Linked DNA regions of Homo sapiens: region 1 is linked to region 2. A link is a contact called in ENCODE Hi-C data. All regions are on one chromosome and are shown on one strand. The core of a region is the stretch at or near the end of the contact, and the rest is flanking DNA. Distances in the headings are between cores, read along the strand shown. Region 1 holds the start of INHBA-AS1 (INHBA antisense RNA 1). Region 2 has its middle 230 kb from the start of INHBA-AS1.

Evidence for each region. Hi-C counts contacts between places; a loop is a spot of excess contacts on that map. Pooled maps may share reads with other maps.
Region 1: a pooled map of right cardiac atrium shows a loop between it and region 2 (2.1-fold over the local background). The contact joins the promoter of INHBA-AS1 here to the enhancer-like site in region 2. A Hi-C loop is called at or near these places in 2 of 168 maps with a recorded cell type or tissue (ascending aorta and right lobe of liver) and 11 of 50 pooled maps.

Annotation. Positions count from the first base shown.
Region 1 is chr7:41,691,910-41,698,791 of GRCh38, reverse strand. INHBA-AS1 (INHBA antisense RNA 1) reads right to left here and starts at 4,873. Exons shown (of 4, transcript NR_027118.2): 1 at 4,704-4,873. All of the region lies in intron 2 of INHBA (inhibin subunit beta A), which reads left to right.
Region 2 is chr7:41,458,070-41,464,738 of GRCh38, reverse strand. No RefSeq gene overlaps it. Among named protein-coding and RNA genes, the nearest start is that of INHBA-AS1, 230 kb to the left of the region's middle. Within about 2 kb of position 5,343, at least 3 of the 41 ENCODE cell types and tissues checked have a DNase peak (open chromatin) inside an H3K27ac peak, as active enhancers do; they include right lobe of liver, where a contact is called at or near this core.

The DNA of each region.
Region 1 (6,882 bases), core at 3,624-6,123, 230 kb before region 2:
TTGACTCAGATGTTCTGTTTTCAAGAAAACCATGAAAGACCAGGGCATCTTTCCGGGGGTGCAGATAGCCTGCTGGCTGTGTGGCTTCCCCTTGCAGGAGAAGCCCTGGTGTCCTACAAGCTTCCCAGTTTGGCTCTCTCACCAGAAGCCTCTCTCACTTAGGGAAGATCCTACTTTCTTTCCCTAAAGCTCTTTCTTAACCCAGCCCCAAAAGGCATGATCATTAGGACTTTATCTTCTGGAGCTTTTTGAGGAAGAAAGCTAGGTTGGAACTTTTCAAGTTGACACCCATTTTTTTTTCTCAACTTTTCATGGTGGGAAAAGGTAAAAAAGAAAATATTTACAATATTTGGCTGTGCATGTGAAACAGATTTCAGTGGTCTAGAGGGTTGCTTCCTGTCTTTGTATACCAACCTCCACACATGATGGATTCAATGACAGCTCGTATCCAGTTGCCTTTAACCATGTCATATGACTAAGTATACCTATGCCTTTGACCACTTTTAACCGCACTACCGTTACTAGCAATATGCCCCTCTTTCTGACTTACTGGACTTGTATAGCAAATCACTCTCTTAGCATTTAGAGATTTGGCAGTGAAAAAATTTGACCATTTACATTCTTTCTTATGTGTGGTCTTCCTTTCTGTGACAGTCTTCTCTCAGTTGTATGAGATCTTGTCATTTTTTTACTTCTCAGTTAGGTGTTTAGTTTGAAAAAAAATGAGCGACTTTTGAAAAAGCGATTCGTTGGACGTTCACATTGAGTCAAGTTTAAGATTTGTAATGGGAAACTCCTGGTTGACTTTACAACTTGACTTTGGATTCTTAGAAAACACTTATTACAATTGCTTATTTTTCTCTGAGGGATTTCACACATCAACTTCAAGTTGATTTAATGTAATTTCATGTATTTAATGATTGCTGTATGGACTGTCTACTCTTCAAGCAGAAAACCACGTGAGCATTTTGCTGCTGATTTTGCTAGTCCAGAAAAGACATTTATCATCCAAATGATTGTAGCAAATATATGAACATGAATAGAAAAGACCTATGTCTTGTTGCTTTTGGAATAATTCAACTTTAATAACATTCCAACTATGTGGAATGTCAAGAGTTTTTGGAGAATAGAAAAAGGAATGCATTTTTCTTTCCCTTATAACCATTTTGTGCAGCATAGAATCCAGACATTGTCACCCATGAGCATGCCACAGATGCAGACCCATAGCAGCCCCTTTCAACCTCAAGATTCTTCAATTTGAGGCTACGTTTAATTTTTGCCTTTTCTCTCCTTGATTGTTGGATAAAGCCAAGGCCTGGCTACAGAAGTAGAGAGCCTCCAAAAGCTGAAGTGCTGAGGACTCTTTTAACTGAGTTTGTCCCATCCTGTTTAGGTAGAAAGTGCTCAATTTTTGTAAAGTTGATGCGAGTTGTTATTGACTAAACAGCAGGGAATCACTCTAAGGCTCTCTGAAATGTATCCCAACAAACAAAAATTATTTTATTTTTATATATGTCACATCACCCAAGATTTCTCACCAAGGTTAGTGTGTTCTTTGCATGGCTGGCACAAAACCCTCAATGTTTTACCTTAAGGCCTACAGAGTTCTTCACAAGGAAAGATAGAAGGGATGGGTAAAGCCAAGCTATCACTATAAATGTCATGAAGCTAAATTCAGTGGCCTTTTCAGCTGATGCAGCTTATTTTTATTTTATTTTGACTCATGACAGTAGGTGGTCAATCAATGCATAATAATAATGTACCTCTAAGTCTCCATATGCTGTCAAACCTGGATGTGGGTTCTGGTAATTAGCTTAGCAATTGATAGCACTTGTTGTAGAAAGAATAGGGAAAGAAAGACAAATGACACACCAAGAAATGGATGTGCTCACGTAGCCTAGGTGTTGTTAAGCGCAACACATAAGTCTACCCCTTGGAGGATACTATGTATGGAAGATTTGAGTTAGAAGTTTGCACTGCCCAGACAGGGATCCAAGAAGCTTTGCTTGGATGACCATTTTCCCCACCCCAAGAAAGCCATCTCAAAATGAAGCTGACTCCCACCATTCCAATCCCACCTTCCGAACTTTTCTGTGAATCACCCCTCCTTTAGGGATGCCTTTAGGGGTTACACGCTCTCTTCCGTGAATAATGGGGAAGAGCGGCCACAAGAGGGCGCGTTCCAAAGACTTTTGCTCCTTGTCAGTGTATCCAGGGAAAGGCAGTTGCGCGTACTGGAAGCCCCTGTCTGTAGCGCCCTAATCTTGGTGATTATCAGTTACCGCCTGCTCCCTCTCATCCTGCAGAAAAAGTTAGGAATTTATGAGATGGGAGAAGCATGACTACCTGTAATACATTAAATGAGACAGAAGGAAAGGAAATGGAAATTCTAGTGATACATGTGAACATTCCGGAGCTCTATGGAAGGCAGACGAGTGATAAATTTCAAAAGCAAACAAAGCGGAGCAGGGAGAAATGTGACTATGAATCATCAGCGATACTGATTTGCTCACAAGTCTCTCCCTAATACGGTCTCCCGGGTCGTAACAAAAACATCTTCCATCTCCCCTGATTTTGTTGCCTAGTTTTCCTGCCTTATCAACAGTTTCCACCAGCGACAAATGACAAGTGACTTCAAACAGGGAGGAAAAAGGTTCTTTCTGTAATGCCTTGTGGGAACATGGTGTTCGGCTTCTGAGGATGCGTTTGTTTCCGAACTGAGGGTGTGGAGAGAAATGGTGGGAAAGATGGGAAAAGAGATTAATAGTGGTCTGCGGCCTGTGCAGTGGATGGACTGGGCTGGGGGTGGTGGAGATGCCAGGGTGGAAAGTCCGTTGTAATATTTAAAGAACTGCAGTAATACCTTCCCAGGCACTTTTCTTGAAAACACATATTTGTCTTGGCCCCTCTTCTGCTAAAAAATACTTGCACGTGATCTCCTAGCTGTAGTTCTGAATTCTTCGTACTCGACTGGTTCCTAAGTCCAAAATGAGAAGTGCCAAAGTTCTCAGGAACTTTGGAAGAAGTCTCTGAAATTTTGTGGGTTAAACCTTAAGAATTTTTGCTACTTGTAGGAACCTAAAACCCCTTTCTCCCAAAATATTTAACCTTTTTCATCACCACTTTAATGGAAGAGGCATGGATGATGGACGTTTGTGCCAGGGCATTTATAAATCAATAATGGACCCTAAGGAGGGAAATTAAAGCTAAAAAATTAATCAAGATAATTTATGGCCAAACCTATAGTTCTACTGCAGGAAAGATCCTCTACTGTAGGTCAAAGGAGGAATAACCTTAAGACCTCACTTGCTGCTTTCTGCAGAAACCCCTGGAAGCAGTCCAAATGCAAAGTTAGGGCTTCAGAGAATGCACCCTGTAAATGGTAGTTGTGTATACCCTTACCATTGACTATACCATATCTAGGCACAGTGAAATCTTGATGAAGAATGGAAAATTAAAGGAACAGACGCTTTTTACAGGGAGGCTTCCCCCAGCCCCCATCCCATGGTAAGTTTAAATGTGTTCTATAAACAACGAGGCTTTCCACATTCACATTAGAGACATAACTATTGCCCATATGTAAAAGAGCAACATATTTTAAGCAGGACCCTGGTGAGGAAAACAAAACCAAATCGAAACACTGCATGTGTGTGTTGCTTATTTAACTGAAAATGTTCATAGACCCACAAATCTGAGATGCTGGACTTTTGGATGAGTCCAGCATTTTGCATCTTAGTGTAGGGGGAGGGAACAACAAGGGGCTTAGTTGCTTAACCCTTGCCATGCCTTCATGATTGACTTATTCAAAACATTTTTAAAATTCTGAAAGCAAAGGAAAATGTGCTGCAAACACCCTTCCAGCTATCTTTCCTTCCAGCTTACACAGTCTCTCCTCTGTCCAATCCTTCCCACCCAGCAGCATTTCAGAGGTATTCCCTGTGAGGTACAAAATTTCTCTTTGCCCATTTTTCTGCACCTCTTTTTCTCTCTCTTTGGTATGTGTCCACCAAGCTCATAGAGGTTTAAGTGATGAAATATTATCACCCACATGGGTTTGCGTGGGACTTTCTTAGTGAATTACTCAGGCAGAGCAGGCTGTGATACAGCCTTGCTCACAAGCCTCGGGAGGGAAAAAATAGCACAGAGGATGAAAAGAATATTATTAGAGAGCAGGTAATGAAAGGTTCGCAAAGCAACCAGCTATATCTGGTTAGCTAGGTAATAGTGCAGGAACCTAGGTCGCACCTGTACAAACTAATGCAGAACCTGCTCACGGCGCACTATGGGAAGACATTCATTTCAAGAGTTTACAGCATGAGATATTTGAGTAAAACCTGAAACTGATTAGAAATTGATCCTGAACATCCCAGCCTTAGTCAACCTTCCCTTTTTCAAATTGTTATGCATGGAGATTGGAGGATTGGGGCATCTTGAAAGTGTCACTGCAGTATAGCAATCTCTCTCAGGTAATATAGAGATAAAGGGAATATAATAAATTGACCTGTTATTTATTATCTTTTTCATACCTAGGACATTCCGAGGCTTAATATATTTCTGAAGCCTACAGCCCTGATAAACATCAATCCCACGTCAGTTTCCAGCAGTCTCATCTCCCCACACCCTTCTGCAATGAAAGCTAATGTAAAAGAAAGAAATATGCACTGCTTAATAAGTCAGAATACAATAGAACTTGTAAAATGTACCTGCATATAAGGTAGACATTAGGAAGACTTGAATCTCTCTCTTCCCCCTGTTCTCCTGAGCATTATGGCAACAGCATTTTCATGAAATTAGATCTGTTTTATATTTTTTCCTGATAAAATATCATGCAATATACAAATAGCAGTTCCAGAAATGGACACCAGGAGAAGGAGGCGACAGGCATGTCAATTAGTAGGGGGAAAATCCAAATGTCAGAAATATGGGGGAGAGAGAAAGCACGCAGGCAGTGGATGCAAATACAGGGAACAGAGTCTTTCAATTCAGATAATTAAACGGATGCATAAATCAGCACCCTTGCCTCTCTACAATACGCAGGCGATGCCATGCAGTTAATTATCAGCCAAGACCAGCATGAAAGTCATTTTATGATGACTCTCTGATCCTAATATAACAGCACCTGACAGATTGAGCCCCCTCTAATGAGTACTCTCTTTGTACAATCCTCTCTCAGGAACACTAAATCATTTGCTTCCAAGTACAGCTGCCTGTGAAGAAGGGGTGGGGCTAGATCATGCATCAGAAACCTGCTCTTGTGAAATCAGGGGCTGTCCTGTAGGCTGTGTGACTGGAAGCCAGCAGCCTCAGCCTCTCTGGCCCTAAAAAAGCAATTTGCACACGGCTGTCCCTAATTCTAGTCAGCCAAGTAACCCTCCCTCGGCACCCCCACCTAAACATCTGTAGTCAGCCTTGGGTGTTATTCATGGAAAGTCCACTGCATGCGGGTCAGCACTGCTGTCCATCGGCTTCACCCTGACCCCTTCTGGCAGGTGTGGATGAGAGTAGAGCAGAGCTCATGGGGATGAGTTACCCCAAACCTATTAAGCCTCCCTATCCGGGGCACTAGTCAGACACTCCAGTTTTACACTCTTTCCTAGAAAAACAAAACCCAACCTTGTGCCCTCTGGGTTCTCTAATTTAGCAGCTACTATCTGTCTGTTTTTGGAGTGACACCCTGTGCAGTTTAGGATTTCAGAAGCTGTCCTGCATAGAGGCAGAAGGGAAAACAGCAGGTATCTTGTTAACATTCTCTATGGGGCAAGGCAGATGTGCCCAAGCTGGAGGAAACCTGCACACCCTCCAGGCTAGTTATCCAAGGCTTGGGAGGTTTCCCTCGGCCTTCTCCTAAGGCCTTGGCAGGACCCTGCCACCCTAAAATCAACTGCTGATTGCCTTTTTAGATTTAAATGATTAAGCTCTGCTTATGGGAATCTTCTTCTCTTTTATTTTGTTAAGAAACAAACAACAACAACAAAACCCACACCAATTCTTAGCAAAGGGGAATATCGAATTCAGATTTTGAAAAAATAAGTCATCATGCTTCCTAAAATAAGACAGCTTCTCCCTCTAACTGCTCTCTCTGCTCTGGTATTCTATCTAATCATAAACCCAGCTTTATTATTCATTTCAACTCCTGCCAAAGACATGAGGTCGGAGTCAGAGGAACTCCCCTTACCACCGCCACCATCATCATGGCCAGCATCCTCGTAAGTTTATAGAAAGATGCCAGAGAACCTTTCCTATCCATCTGCAGCCCTGCTTGGCCCTTGCCTCAGTGAATTTACCACTATCATAATCACAGTGTGCAGAGTGTGTTAAATTAAGAACAGAATCCACAGTACGCAATGCACAGAAAAGCCTGCCTTCTGCTGCAGAGAACTTGAAACTGTGCCTAAAATTTATAGTACCGTAAACATCTCAGGGCCTCGAGTGATAAGTATGGCTGGATTTCCGTTAACTATAGAAATCCAGGCAGGGAGATCCTCCCAGGGAGTTGCAAGTTCTAAGATGAACTTCTTGAAGATTGTTCCCAGATTTGTGCATGGGATACATGTACAGCAGACAGTTGTAAGGAGGTCCACGGTCATGGAAAAGAGGATATGTTTCTATATGCCACCAAGTGGGAAAAATGGAAGTGAGGGAAAATATTTGATTAATCAAAAAATTTTAGTTTGGATACCTGCTTTCATAGTAATTGTTGCTGTGTCATTAAACATACAGTTGCTTAGGAAAAGAGAAGGAAATAGGTGACTTTCTAATTTTAGAGTTAGGCTGGAACTGAGTGGTTGCTAAATTCAACTGCCCTGACAATGTGGGGATTTCCTGTCCATTAGCAGCGATTGCTATTTGACATATGTTTCTGGTGCCCATTAATCTGCCCTG
Region 2 (6,669 bases), core at 4,094-6,593:
ATATATCAAAACATCAGATTGTACACCTTGAATGTATACTATTTTTATTTGTCAATTATACCTCAATAAAGCTAGGGAAAATATAAGCTTAAAAAAAAAAAAGAAGAGAAAACAAGTCAATCCAGGGGGATGGTGAGAGAGATTGACCAGCCAAGAACAAATGAGTTACTAGGACACATAGTCATTGTCACTGGAGGAATATGTGGGGAGATGGAATAGTAACCAAAGGATTTTGAAGATTCCAGGCCCCCTGGCAAGACTACAGACTACCCTCTATGTGGGGATAGACACAGGGTATTGTAACCAATGGAGTTCAAAGATTGCTGAGCTTTTGGCAAATCCAACCCTGTGGTGAAATTGATTTTTACCTGATCCTTTCAAAGGTTCCATTCAAATTACTCTTCTTTATTTGGTTCCATGTTCACCCAAAATACCCTCTAATTATGCCCTTTGTCCCTGGGAAACTAAGCCTAGGGAGTGGAGTGACTATGCCCTGACCTTACAGACTTTGAACATGGAAATGCTTGCAGAGTCATTTGCATCATAAATCAATAGATTGGCACTTTGCATATTGCTATGTTATTACAGTGAGACAAGCAATACATATACGGAATCATACAGATGACAAGAATCCCTCTTTATGTGACACTTACTTCCATACAATTGATATGTTGGCATTCTTGTATATGCCTCAATCTGCCCACGAGAGTGGAAACATCATCAGTGTGTTTACAGAATCAAGCGTCTCTGCCTATATGTTTGGACTAGACTCAGAACCATGGAAAATTTCCCAAAGCAAGTGCCTCCCTGCTAGAGTTCTCTCAGAAAACCATCAGCTGACCTCTCAAGCTCTGAAAGCAGAGAGTTAAACTGTGCCCAAAGCAATGCTCAAGCCTTGTTTCTTCTAACTCAGGGAAGGGGCTGGAGCTGTAACTGTGACAGATACCATATGAATGCAGTGCCTGGGCTGGGTGGAACATCATCCATTCTTCTACAGCATCATTACTAAGTGTACAGATTGTTAGCTTATATCTAGACAGCCATGTGCAAAACATTGGGCAAAGGCCTTTATGTGCATCATTTCATATATCCTTCATAACAATTACAAGAGAAGGCTGCATTATTGCCCCGTCAGGGATTTACCTCTACTTTGATCATGACCCTTCTCCAGTGGAATTTCTGATTTTTCTGCTCTTTCTCCTTTCACAGATGTTAAATATTTATCTTCACTTAGACTTCTCCCAAATCTTACCACCCTTATAGACATTCTACTCACATCTTCATGAGACTCAAAACCCTTCTATTTTCTTTTTATAAATCCATACTGACCTGGACCTCTGCATTTATGCTATCGCCTACAAATAATGAAACCAGAACCCAGAAAAATTATGAGCATTTTCTAAGTAACACAGTGGTGCCACCGGGCATTGAACACACCAAGCTGCAACACAGTGGTGCCACCGGGCATTGAACACACCAGGCTACCTTTTGCCAGAACCCATGTGCCTACTGACTGTCTTGTTCTAATGACTCATTTCTTTTCTTTCTTTTTTAACACCTTTGGTTAGAGAATGATACCATTCAAGCTGGTGGCTCATGATCAACCTAATTGGCTAAACCACTCCATCTATGTCAGAGAGATGCTCTGCTCCCGGTTGAGTGTGACTGCATTTGAGTCTTCCCAAGCTCACTGTGGCTGGAGGGAGGGCTTCATGCACCACCAATAAAAAGAGACATTGCCATACTGACTGATATGCACACTGTGTGTGTGGAAGAATGCAAATACCAATATCATTTTATGTGAGGTCCACGGCTCTGTTATTTTCATCTGGACTTTAGCCCATAATTTCATTGCCATCAGGGATTTACCTCTACTTGGATCATGGCCGTTCTCCAGTGGCATTTCTGATTTTGCTTCTCTTTCTCCTTTCATAGATATTAAATATCTATCTTCACTTAAAATTATCCCAAACTTCATGTCCTTATAGGAACTCTACTCTCCTCATTTTAAGACTCAAAACTCTTCTACGTTCTTTTTTTTTTTTTTTTTTTTTTTTTTTTGAGACGGAGTCTTGCTCTGTCACCCAGGCTGGAGTGCAGCGGCGCGATCTCCGCTCACTGCAAGCTCCGCCTCCCGGGTTCACGCCATTCTCTTGCCTCAACCTCCCGAGTAGCTGGGACTACAGTTGCCCGCCACCATCCCCTGCTAATTTTTTGTATTTTGTTTAGTAGAGACGGGGTTTCACCGTGTTAGCCAGGATGGTCTCGATCTCCTGACCTTCTGATCCGCCCGTCTCAGCCCCCAGTCTACGTTCTTTTTATAGATCAATGCTCACCTGGATCTCTACATTGATACTGTCTCCCTCAAATACAGTCCCAGGACCTGATGTGCTCCATGCACCTCCAAGTGAACGATGAGCAGGTTTCCAAAAATTGTGTTGCTATGACACAACTCCCAGGCAAACAAATCTTGGGTGTAAGCGACTAATGTCAGAGAGCCTTCCCCTTCTCAGAGACAGACATTTGACTACTGTCTGGAAGTACAGCTGGAAGAGACTACACAGGGGAGCCTGTTTTATAGGTATGGAAATGGGCCCACTGAAGCCATTTGATTTTCCTTCCTTGCTAGCTAGTTGACAGGTGAGTATACAGAAAGTGTGGAACACATATTTATTGAATGAATACATGAATGAAATAATGGATGATGAATACATGCTTGACTATTGCCTCCATCTAGTACATTCTAAAACATAAACCATATAATATCTCCTTCTGCTTTCAACCCTCCATCAGCTTCCAGTTATTCTTGGTATAAAACAGAGATAATTTACCATGACCTCTAGGGACCTTTGTGATCCCTGACTGCCCATCAGACCCAGTCTCTTACACCTGGCTGCCTCCTTCATTCCATTCCAATTCTAGTGACTTTGTTGCTCTTCAGATATTCCAAGTGCATTCCCATTTCAGGTCTTCATGGATGTTAGCCATACTGCCTGGAATAATTTTCCCTCAGACCTTCACGAGACTTAGTGCTTTAGCTCATTAGGTCTCTGCTCCATGTCACCCCTTCAGGCAGGTATCATTTATGTCTGTCTTTCCTACTCAACCAGAAGCTTCATGACATGGCCTGCCCTAGTTATATCTCCTGGACCTGCATCTCTAACACTGTGCATGGAACATATTTATGTCCAATCAACATGTGTTGAATAAACTAATGAGACCACATTGCCTCCACAATAAAATATTATATGATCTTCTGAGACAATGGCTACATCAACTTATAAATAAACATTACGCATTATACAAGAAAGTGAGATCATCAGATATCAAATACAGAAATATGGCCATTCACAACTGTTAGCTTTAGGGTGAGACATTTATTCGATCTGGAGCTATCACACACTTGGAAACTAAAGGATACATGTATTTCTACAAGCATTGTGGTGTATAATAGTTTGCATCACATGTAGAGAATGATGACCAGTTAATTTCCCACATAGATGCCTTTAAAAAAATTGTGAGGCCTACTCTCATAAATTTTTAAGGGCATCATATAATGTTTACTATAGGCAAAATGTTGTACATCTGATCTCTAAAACTTATTCATCTTGCATAATTGAGACTCTACACCCTTTGAACAGAAACTCTCCATTTCCTCCTGCCCCCAGCCCCTGGTAACCAACATTCTACTCTTTGTTTCTATGAGTTTGACTGTTTTTGATAGTTTTGATATCCTAAGTGGAATCATGCAGTATTTACCCTTCTGTGATTGACTGGCTTATTTTAGTTAGCATAATGTCCTCTGGGTTTGTACACATTGTCACGTATTGCAGAACATCCTTCTTTTTAAGGCTAAATAATATTCCACTGTGTGTATGTACCACATGTTCCCTACCCATTCATCTGTCAATGGATATCTAAGTTGTTTCCATAACTTGGCTATTGTGAATAGTGCTGCAATGAACCTGGGAGTGAAGATATTTCTTTGAGATCCCGAATTCAATTATTTTGGATAAATACTTTGAAGTGAGGTTGCTGGATCATACGGTTATTTTTAATTTTTTTGAAAAACCTCCATACTGTTTTTCCTTAGTGGCTGCACCATTTTGCATTATCACCCATAGTGTACAGGATTCCAATTTTTGCACATCTTTGCCAACACTTATCTTTTTAAAATATAATAGCCCTCCTAATAGGTGTGAAGTGATATCTCAGTGTGGTTTGATTTGCATTTCCCTGATGATAAGTGATGTTAAGTTTATATTTTCATTTACTTCTTTGCTGTTATCCTTAGTTCTAATTCACCTATAGAGATCAATTTTCCACTGACTGTAGAGGAATACCAGTCCCATTTTCCTAAAGTTACAGCACATCACTCTTCTAGATGACCTTGACCCCTGTACATCCAGGAACATCTGCTTAGAATGAATCCACTTAGTTTACATTTATTCAACCCAGAGCCTTCTTCTCCATAATTTCTGCTGGTCACCCTTGAGGTTTCCAGGATAAGGAAGGTAAGACCCCTGCCCTGGAGGAGTGCCCACACATGAGCATGTACAAGTCTGGGAAGAAAGTTGAGTGGGGAGTAGTAGACACATGTGGCAAGTAGAGTTTCCTTTTTTTGCCCCAAGCCGCATTTCCTGTTTCATCATCACACTGAGCCTGCATTCCCATGCCGAAGAGCAGGCTCACAGGACAATGCTCTTCAGAAAAGGAGCCAGACAGTAAACACGGTTGTGACATGATTCTGGAGCCTCATCATTTTGTCCTTTATTCTTTTTAAAGCCAGTTCTCTCAACCACGCGTTCCCCTCTGTTGGCTGGGCAGGGCACCTGGTCTCTAGGAAACCACACACTGTGAAGGCTGCTTCTGGCCAAGCTGGATCCCCTCGCAGGGTGGTGGCTCCCCAACTCTGCTGAGCAGCTGTGAGGTCTGAGTGTCTGCCGGGTCCTGACCTCTCCCAAGGGCTCCCGCAACTGCATCTGGTTACTCTTTGGCCAGGGGCAGAGACCTACCCTGGGCATAGCCACTGCCCTTCCTGAAGCTATGGAGATGATCTAGTTCTGCAGAAACTGGAGGCAGAGCCAAGAGAGAGCCAGAAACAGAGATGCTCTGATCTCAGAGATTTGTTTTTCTTCTTGTGGCTTTTCAGAAGAGAAAAACCTTAAGGTTGCTTAGGACTTCTGAATCAAAAATACGGAAAAACAAAAACAAAAAAACAGAAAAAAAGTCAACTCTTTCCCTGAATTATAAACTCTCAAGAGACAGAAAAAGAAGGTAGCTCTCCAGGAGGAAGGAGAGCCAAGTTGCTGCTTCAATCGCTTCCCCCAACCACACCAGGAAGTCATAGTGTGGGTCATGAGGCTTCGGGAAGGGTGACAGAACAGTTCTGCTCTGCCTGGTATGGGGCTTACAACAAAGCACGTATTAAATTGCCCAGCATAGGGCAGACTAGAATACAAATATTCAGATATTCAAGTATTTTTCTTTTCTTTAACTTCTCATTGCCCACTACATTTTAAAGTGAAATGTCGGTAAGGGAGGTGCTTAATGAAGCCAATGGTCATGTCTTCATTTCTGGATGAATGCCTATTTTTAGATAGAGACACATCTTGAATGAAAGTTCATCTCTTCCCAACACATTTATCTTTCTACAAAAAATGGATAATTCAGGATTTCTTTTGTGATGAAAATGGTGAATAAATGATGTGCCATTCTTTGAACTCCAACATCCTCGGATGTTGGCTGCACCTGGGTTCCTTGCCAGGCTCGGCAGCCTGCTTTCTAGCTATTAATTATTTCTACTGGCCAGGTGCGGTGGCTCACACCTGTAATCCCAGCACTTTGGGAGGCCAAGGTGGGTGGATTACCTGAGGTCAGGCGGTGGAGAACAGCCTAATCAATATGGTGAAACCCCATCTCTACTAAAAATACAAAAATTAATGGGGGCATGGTGGCATGTGCCTGTAATCCCAGCTACTTGTGAGTCTGAGGCAGGAGAATCACTTGAACCCAGGAGGTGGAGGTTGCAATGAGCCAAAACAGTGCCACTGCACTCCAGCCTGGGCAACAAGAGCGAAACTCCATCTCAAAAAAAAAAAATATATATATATATATGCATATTATATATATATATATATATACACATATATATATATATATGGTTGTTGCCATTACTCTGGTTTCCAGAAACAAAACACAGAAGATTTCATAGTTCAAAGAATGGCACATCATTTATTCACCATTTTCATCACAAAAGAAATCCTGAATTATCCATTTTTTACAGAAAGATAAATGTGTTGGGAAGAGATGAACTTTCAATTCAAGATGTGTCTCTCCTATTCCTATCTAAAAATAGGCACTCATCCAAAAATGAAGACATGACCATTGGCTTCATTAAGCACCTCCCTTACTGACATTTTACTCTAAGATGGAATGGGCAATGAGAAGTTAAAAGAAAAATACTTGAATATCTGAATATTTGTATTCTAGTCTGCCCTATGCTGGGCAATTTAATGTGTGCTTTGATATTCTCATGCTTATTTACTGTCCACAAAAAAAAGGAAGAAGAAGAAAGGAAAGAAGGAAGGAAGGAGAAAGAAGAAAGAAAAAAGAAGGAGGGGAGAGGAGGAAGGGAAGGGAAGAAAGGAAGGGAAGGGGAGGGAACCT